Linked DNA regions of Homo sapiens: region 1 is linked to region 2. Evidence: read pairs that join two places in POLR2A ChIA-PET (ENCODE). Cell type or tissue: GM12878. All regions are shown on one strand. Each heading gives the region's core, and the rest is flanking DNA. Links, peaks and the distances in the headings are about the cores only. Region 1 overlaps NDE1 (nudE neurodevelopment protein 1). Region 2 overlaps MPV17L-BMERB1 (MPV17L-BMERB1 readthrough).

Evidence for each region. ChIA-PET counts read pairs that join two places held together with the same protein. Peaks named below come from ENCODE experiments on the same cell type or tissue, not always from the same donor. Only the 100,000 strongest peaks of a DNase experiment are listed, where the experiment ranks them.
Region 1: POLR2A ChIA-PET joins it to region 2 with 8 read pairs; 6 of 35 experiments call an interaction of 5 or more read pairs at or near these places.

The regions. Positions count from the first base shown.
Region 1 is chr16:15,656,676-15,661,064 of GRCh38, reverse strand. The region is part of intron 1 of NDE1 (nudE neurodevelopment protein 1); the gene reads right to left. Among named protein-coding and RNA genes, the nearest start is that of NDE1, 8.6 kb to the right of the region's middle. In GM12878, for the core only: no CTCF peak of the experiment used is centred there; no DNase peak of the experiment used is centred there; H3K4me3 peaks cover 578 bases; H3K27ac peaks cover 404 bases.
Region 2 is chr16:15,491,200-15,495,588 of GRCh38, reverse strand. The region is part of intron 1 of MPV17L-BMERB1 (MPV17L-BMERB1 readthrough); the gene reads right to left. The region is part of intron 1 of BMERB1 (bMERB domain containing 1); the gene reads right to left. Among named protein-coding and RNA genes, the nearest start is that of BMERB1, 59 kb to the right of the region's middle. RefSeq lists an enhancer at 848-2,047. In GM12878, for the core only: no CTCF peak of the experiment used is centred there; no DNase peak of the experiment used is centred there.

The DNA.
Region 1 (4,389 bases), core at 303-4,302, 170 kb before region 2:
GATGCAATATCGCAGCTGAAACTCAGGGTTGAAATTGGGTCAACAATATCCATTTGAAAGTCATGCGTCTATAGCTGGTTTTTCTCTTTTCCTCGTGACCATGGAAGAATCGCCTAGGGACTGTGTATGGAACAGTGAAGAATGCCAATATTGGAAAGGTGGGCAGTTTAAGAAATGGTAACCGAAGGAGGCAGAGAAGAAACAGAGTGAGAGAGATGAGAATCAGGAAGACTGTGCTGTCCTGGGAGTGGGCGGTTTCAAGGGAAAAAAGGGAAACATTCCAGTGTCACAAGGATGCAACAGAGAAGCAGGGAAGATAAGGGCTGGAAAATATCCACAAGGCTGAGCGAAAGTCGGTCACTGGCGGTGTGAGCAAGAACAGTTTCTACACAGTGGAGGAGGAAAGACGAAGAACTGAGTGCAGGAGTAACTGGGAGGTGAAAAAGAGGAAAGCGATGGAATTCTGGAGAATTACCTAAAAGACGATGAAATAAATTAGCCAACAGCTAGAGGATGTGGGCGGTAGGGGCCTTGGCTCTCAGGACTTTGAGCTGTTTCACAGCAGAGGTGAGGGAAGCAATTTTTTTTTTAAGAGATAGGGTCTCAATCTGTCAACCCAGCTGGAGTGCAGTGACACAATCATAGCTCACTGCATCTTTGAACTCCTAGGCGGCACTGATCCTCCTGCCTCAGCCTCCTGACTAGCTGGGACTACAGGTATAGGCCACTACGCCAAGCTAATTTTTTTTTTAAGAGATGGGGTCTTACTATGTTGCCTAGGCTGGTCTCAAATTCCTGGGCTCAAGCGATCCTCCTGCCTTGTACTCCCAAAGCACTAGGATTCTAGGTGTGAGCCACCACACCCAGCAAGAAAGCAGACTTCTATTAACAGTTGGGCTAACGGTTTGTATACTCCCTGTTGATAGAGGCTGTTTGATGTAATCACCTATTTTCTGAATTTATTTGAGGCTCTGAGCTTGTCAAAAGGGCATGAGGAATCCAAGTAAGATTGTGTCCAGGCCAGACTCAGTGGCTCGCATCTGTAATCCCAGCACTTTGGGAGGCCGAGGCGGGCAGATCACAAGGTCAGGAGTTTGAGACCAGCCTGGCCAATATGGTGAAACCCCATCTCTACTAAAAATACAAAAATTAGGCGGGCGCAGTGGCAGGTACCTGTAGTCCCAGCTACTCAGGCGGCTAAGGCAGGAGAATTGCTTGAACCCAGGAGGTGGAGGTTGCAATGAGCTGAGATCGTGCCACTGCACTCCAGCCTGAGTGACAGAGCGAGACTCCGTCTCAAAAAAAAAAAAAAAAAAGATTGTGTCCAAGGCCGGGCGCAGTGGCTCACACCTGTAATCCCAGTACTTTGGGAGGCCAGGGCAGGTGAATCACCTGAGCTCAGGAGTCTGAAACCAGCCTGGCCAACACACTGAAACCCCATCTCTACTAAAAATATAAAAATTAGCCGGGCATGGTGGTGTGCGCCTGTAATCCCCACTACTCGGGAGGCTGAGGCGGGAGAATCACTTGAACCCAGAAGGCAGAGGTTGTAGTGAGCCGAGATCGCACCACTGCACTCCAGCCTGGGTGACAGAGTGAGACTTCCTCTCAAAAAAAAAAAAAAAAAAAAAAAAAAAAAGATTGTGTGCAAGGTCCCTTCCTTCCCTCAAGAGAACTTAGAGGCTGGTGTGTATCCCTGGGGACAAAAGAATGAGCAAAAACCATCACTTTCTAAGATATAACCAACAAGCTATATAGTTTTGGTTAAAACATGAAATCATTAGGCTAAACATGTAAGTGTCAACACAGACACCACCACTAACTTCTGGTGGAAGTTAGTGAGCCTCACCCATGTTGAGCCAATGACAGAGGTGGGCCTAATTCATGCAGAACCAGGAAATGCACAATTGTACCTAGATTCAAGCACAAAACTTACCGATAACTCTGCATTTGTTGGGACTCATATTCACATCCTTTCTCCCTCCTACTTTTTCAATCCTTTCCCTCATTCAGAGAAAACATGCTATTTCCCGACCCACTCATCCCTCTGGAAAGCAGATTCTCTGAAAGTTTGATCAAGGCAGAAAGGCGAAATGTCATACAAAGCTGGCCAGACGTGGTGGCTCATGCCTGTAATCTCAACACTTTGGGAAGCTGAGGCAGGCAGATGACTTGAGGTCAAGAGTTCAAGACAAGCTTGGCCAACATGGTAAAATCCTGTCTACACTAAAAGCACAAAAATTAGCTGGGTGTGGTGGCAGGCACCTATGATCCCAACTACTCGGGAGGCTAAGGCATGAGAATCGCTTGAACCCGGGAGCCAGAGGTTGCAGTGAACCACGATCACACCACTGCACTCCAGCCTGGGCAACAGAGCAAGACTCCATTTCAAAAACATATAAACAAAAAATAAATAAATGTCATATAAAGCTAATGATTTGTAGTTTTGCTTGTTTTTTCCAGACATGCATTCATTTTTCCATCTTCTGTGACAGCACAATATTCCCTTGGGAGAATACCCTACTCATTTCATGAGTTCAGAGGGATCTGACATCATCCTCCACACCTGGGAAGAGGCATATGCCTATTCACGACCTTAGTGATCAGCTCATGGGTGGGCCTAACCCACGATGAGCCAGTGACAGAGGTGGGCCTAATTCACGCAGAGCCAATGATAGGGTGAGCCTAACCCCCATGCTCAGCCAGTGACAGTCACGGATCTAACCCATGCTGAGCCAATGATTGGCTTAAGGATGGGCCTAACCCATACTAAGCCAGTGAGGGCCCAGGTCCAGACCTTTTGCATAGCTGTCAAAAATGAAACTCTCTTTCCACTAGGGTTGGTAAGGTAAGCCTGAAGCTGGAGGTAAGCCTGAAGCCGGAGGTAAGCCTGAAACTGCCGGTGGTCATCTTGCTATCACAAGGGAGAGCCTGCCTCAGAGTGAAGCCAAAACAGAGGAAAGCTGGGCCAAGGGATGGAGAGCCTGGGTCCTGACAATATCATTTGAACACCTAGATGCAGCCACACCTGATTTAAGGTTATGAGATAATCAATTCCTTGTCTTGGTTATACCAGTTGGGGTTAGATTTCTGCCACGCAGGAATCTTAATGAATGTATGGAATCAACGACCTTACTTGCTCAAAGTCAAAAGGGTAGAGTGGTGCCTGGCGCAATGGCTCATGCCTGTAATCCCAGCCCTTTGTGAGGCCGAGGCAGACAGATCACTTGAGGTCAGGAGTTTGAGACCAGCCTGGGCAACATGGTGAAACCCCGTGTCTACTAAAAAAACAAAAACAAAAATCAAACGGGCACGGCGGTGCGTGCCTGTAGTCCCAGCTACTCAGAAGGATGAAGCAGGAAAAATCACTTAAGCCTGAGAAGCGGAGGCTGCAGTGAGCCAAGATCACTGCATTCCAGCCTCCCAGCCTGGGCGACAGAACAAGACCCCATCTCAAAAAAATAAAAAGGGGGTAGAGTGTTAATAGCAGTCATTAACAAGGCCAGGAGCAGCATAAACCTAGGCCAAGGAGTCCCTGCTCAAGCCATAAGCTCTAATGAGCCCAGATCTCATGTAATATGTACTCATCAAACCAATTCTATAGCAACAATAGCCCAGGGCCAAGGCATCTATCAATGAGCACTGTGTGGCCATTAAGATATTGGTGGCTGGGTGCGTTGGCTCATGCCTGTAATCCCAACACTTTGGGAAGCCAAGGCGGGTGGTTCACCTGAGGTCAGGAGTTCAAGACCAGCCTGGCCAACATGGTGAAACTCCATTTCCACTAAAAATACAAGAAATTAGCCAGGTGTGGTGGCAGGCTCCTGTAACCCCAGCTACTCGGAAGACTGAGGCAGGAAAATCGCTTGAACCCAGGAGGCGGAGGTTGCAGTGAGCCAAGATCACGCCATTGCACTCCAACCTGGACGACAAGAGTGAAACTCTGCCTCAAAAAAAAAAAACAAAAAAAGACATTGGTGATACTATTGAGGGCAGTCTCAGTCCCATGGTATGGAAGGTTGTCAGCATACAATAAAGTGCGGAAGTGAGGAACCAGTAACAACAAAAGCAGAATGACTCCTCCTGAGGTTTGGAAAAAGATGTGCAAGATCCAATGTGATCAGGCCCCTGCATAGTTTTCTACACATTTCTTACCCTACCACCTCTCATTCACTTATGTCCCAGCCACACTGCCTTCTTTCTCTTCCTTGAACACCCAAGCCTGGCAGGGTGCTGTGGCTCATGCCTGTAATCCTGATACTTTGGGAGGCCACAGCGGGTAGATCACTTGAAGCCAGGAGTTCGAGACCAGCCTGGCCAACATGGTAAAACCCCATCTCTGCTAAAAATACAAAAATTAGCTGGGCATGGTGGCACATGCCTGTAATC
Region 2 (4,389 bases), core at 215-4,214:
TGAAACCATCCTGGCTAACATGGTGAAACCCCACCTCTACTAAAAAATACAAAAAATTAGCCAGGCGTGGTGGCAGATGCCTGTAGTCCCAGCTACTTGGGAGGCTGAGGCAGGAGAATGGTGTGAACCCGGGAGGCGGAGCTTGTAGTGAGCCAAGATCATGCCACTGCACTCCAGCCTGGGTGACAGAGCGAGACTCTGTCTCAAAAAACAAAAAACAAAAAACTTAGCTGGGCATGGTGGTGCACGCCTACAGTCCCAGCTACTTGGGAGGCTGAGGCAGGAGAATCGCTTGAACCCAGGAGGTGGAGATCACGCCACTGCACTCCAGCCTGGCAACAGGCAACAGAGCGAAACTCCGTCTCAAACAACAACAATAATAATAATAATAATAAAAGTAAATTAGGCCGGGCGTGATGGCTCACACCTGTAATCCCAGCACTTTGGAAGGCCGAGGTAGGCGGATCACTTGAGGTCAGGAGTTCGAGACCAGCTTGGCCAACGTGGTGAAACCCCACCTTTACTAAAAATACAAAAATTAGCCAGGGGTGGTGGCGCATGCCTGTAATCCCAGCTACTCTGGAGGCTGAGGCACAAGAATCACTTAAACCCGGGAGGCAGAGATTGCAGTGAGCTGAGATCGAGCCACTGCACTCCAGCCTGGGCAACAGAGCAAGACTCCTTCTCAAAAAAAAAAAAAAAAAAAAAAAAGATAAAAAAAAGGAAATTTACCAACATTTCTTGAGCCTTTTAAAACTTTTTTAAGGCTCCAATAAGATCATTAAGTCCTTTCTGGAATAAGGAGAGGTAGTAATAAACAAATTCTTTGTTGCTTTCAAATCAGTTTATGCGTTACTCAAGAAAAGCAGTTAAAATAACTTTACATTAAATTTCATTTGATCAACCACTTTATTCAAACACCTTGGCCCAGAATGACTTTGGTTATTCCAAAAAGCAAACTCCGTCTAAGGCAAAGTTTTATCACATTAAGGATATTCACAAGACTTTGCCACAGATTGGGACTGCAGTTCCCAGGTGGGACTTCCAGAAAGATTGCATTTGAATTACGTGTGTGTTATTTCCAGGGTGAGACTTTGAAAGAGATGACACAAGAGTTCCGGCAAATTATTTAACAAATTGTAATGTCATTTTACATTACTCAGTGTCCTCTCCCCAACACTTCAAAGTGACCTTCAATGAATCACCAAACCATGCTGTCATATTTCTTCCAATGACAAGCAGAAGGGCTCCGATTGCTTTCTAAGGCCCTTTGGGACCATATGAGAGAATAAAGTATATACTTCCTAATTCAAAGCAAATCATTAGGGCTGTGGAATTAAAATTGTGGAAATTGATAAACCTATAATAACAACAATTGCCCGGTTAAAATTGCATAAACAACAAATCTTTTTCGGCACTTCTGTAGGTTCATTCTGTTACTCAAGGTCCATTTGTTCTGAAATATCCCCCATCCCTGCAATCTCAGAATGAGTTCATGAAAACAGACAATTATAAATCTATCCTGAGCTATGATTCATGCATCTTAACCGACTCCCTAATTCTTCCAATTTACAAACCAATTCAGAAGTCAGTCAAGGGCCCAGGTCACGCAAGGATGGTTAGAGGAGCAGATGGAGCTGCTTAAAACCATGTGCTTGGCGGGGTTAAAATGATGAGAATCCAGAGGAAAATAAATTGGGCCTGTCTAAAGTAATATTTCAGTTTTTAAAAACTGCTTAGCCTGAAAATCATGTGCCTCATTTAATTCCCTGCAGGCTGGAAATTTGACAGGAGAGATAAATTGCACCAGGAACATTATTTTCATTCAGAAAGGTAAGCCCAAGAAATAGGGTGGGATATATCCTCATCTGAATGAGGGTGGTCTGCGGAGGGGGGACGCAGGGAAGAGCAGCCAGGGGAAAAACAGGATGTGTGCAGGCGTGAACGGGTCCAGTTCAATGTGAAGTCAGAGGGAGAGTCAGATCATGGCAGAAGAAGGAAGGAAGCAAATCTGGAAGCATTCATGTCGGACTGAAAATCCACACCAGAAGGGAGATGTGGCTCTAAACAGGGATCTCAAGCACAAAGGCAAAGCATCAGTACTGGAAATCCTTAGGGGATTTAAAAAAAGATTAAAATGCATACTCTGTTCAGATTTCCTTGTTTTTCCGCCAATGTTCTTTTTCCATTCCAGGATCCCATCGAGGACAGTGCATGACATTCAGTCCTTGTGTCTTCTTAGACTCTTCTACACTGTGACAGTTTCTCAGGTGCAGTAGCATGATCTCAGCTCACTGCAACCTCCGCCTCCTGGGTTCAAGCGATTCTCCTGCCTCAGCCTCCCGAGTAGGGGGCAGTACAGGCATGCACCACCACGCCTGGCTAATTTTGTATTTTTAGTGGAGACGGGGTTTCTCCATGTTGGTCAGGCTGGTCTTGAACTCCTGAACTCAGGTGATCTGCCCACCTCAGCCTCCCAAAGTGCTGGGATTACAGGCATGAGCCCAGCCTGCCCTTGACAGTTTTAAGGGGTACTGCACAGGTATTTTGTAGTGGAATACCCTTTAATTTTGAGTTTTTCTGATGGTGAGACAAGTTGTGAGTTTGGAGAGAAGACTGCAGAGGTAAGTCACCATTCTCATCACTTTCTTCTTTTTTTTCTTTTTTTTTGAGATGGAATCTCATATTGTCACTCAGGCTGGAGTGCAGTGGCATGATCTCAGCTCACTGCAACCTCCGCCTCCTGGGTTCAAGCGATTCTCCTGCCTTAGCCTCCCGAGTAGCTGGGACTACAGGTGTGTGCCACCATGCCTGGCTAGTTTTTGTATTTTTAGTAGAGACAAGGTTTCGCCATGTTGGTGAAGCTGGTCTCAAACCCCTGACCTCAGGTAATCCACCCGCCTCAGCCTCCCAAAGTGCTGGGAATACAGGTGTGAGCCATGGTGCCCGGCCACCATTCTCATCACTTCACATCCGTGGTACATCCCATCAAGATGAGTTGGCACTGTTGATGCTGACCTTGAGCCCCTGGCTGAGGGAGTGTCTGCCAGGTTTCTCCATTGTAAAGTTTCTCCTTTCACTTCCTCTTTGGAAGGAAGTCACTATACACAGCCCACACTTATAGGGTAGGGAGTTATGAGTGCTTCCTTGAGAGTGGAGTATGGTGTTATTTTTATAATTAAAGAAAAAGATGCCTGCAATGGAAGATGAAGAGGATCACCTGCTGGTGGAGCAAAAATCCAGAACCTCGTGTGTGTCTCAGCTAGAACTGGTGGTTTGGGAAGGGTCGACTGCCCAGCAGTGCAGCGGGAGATGCAAAACCTGAGGGTTCAAGTCCAAAGGTTGACCTGGCTTTAAAAGCCAATGATGTCGAAAAAACAAAACCAAAAACACTGAGCACAAAAGCTAGGCAATGGTGCAGCCAGTTGGGATACTTTTCATAGGCACTGATTTTTACTCTCTCTGGAATTCCTTTCAAAGACACAGGGTCTGCTGGTGGATGGTCGCTCCTCTGCAGGGACTGGGGCACATGGCATGGCCTCCTATGTCATTTGGGGGCTCTTTGTTTATTCAACATGCCCGCCACACACCAGGCAATATTCTAGGAGCTAGGCATGCAGAAATGAAACATCCATCCTCCTGATGAAGACAGACAGCAAGCCAAAAGATAAACAAACAACATCATTTAGGTGGACAGGGCTAGGAAGAGAGTAAAATGCCATTACGGGGGTAGACAGTGATTGATCCCGGGGACTCCTCCAGATAGCGGGGTCACAGAAGACCTCTATGAGAAAGTGGCATTTGAGCTGACACTGAATGACCAGCAGAAGCTGGCCTGGGAAGACGGAGGGGGAAGAATGCTTCAGATAGAGGATCCACGAGTGCAGAAGCTGTGAGAGGTGACAACACAGTGAGATCCTGTCTCTAAAAGAAAGAGAAAAGGCAGATGTGGGTGGAGCAAAATGAGGAAGGGAAGGGGTGTTCCAAGATGGAGAGACAGGAAGTGGCCCCATGATGCCCGGCCTATAGGCCACACTGAAAAGTTTGGATTTTAGTCCTAGTGGTCAACCTATTGATGGTATTTCAATTTTAATTTTAAAAAATACAATCAGGCTGGGCGTGGTGGCAGGTAATCCCAGCTACTTGGGAGGCTGAGGCAGTGAGCCAAGATCTCACCATTGCACTCCAGACTGGGCAACAAGAGGGAAACTCTGTCTGAAAAAAAGAAAGAAAGAAAAAAAAAAGTCACTGTGTTTCCCATGAGAGTGTGATCTACTAAGGGAGCAAGTATAGAAATAGGAAGACCTGCTACTGCCTCAAAGAATTGTTAAAGGATCGAACGCCTACTAATGTGTGCAAAGCCTGGGACATAGCAGGAATGCAGTAAAT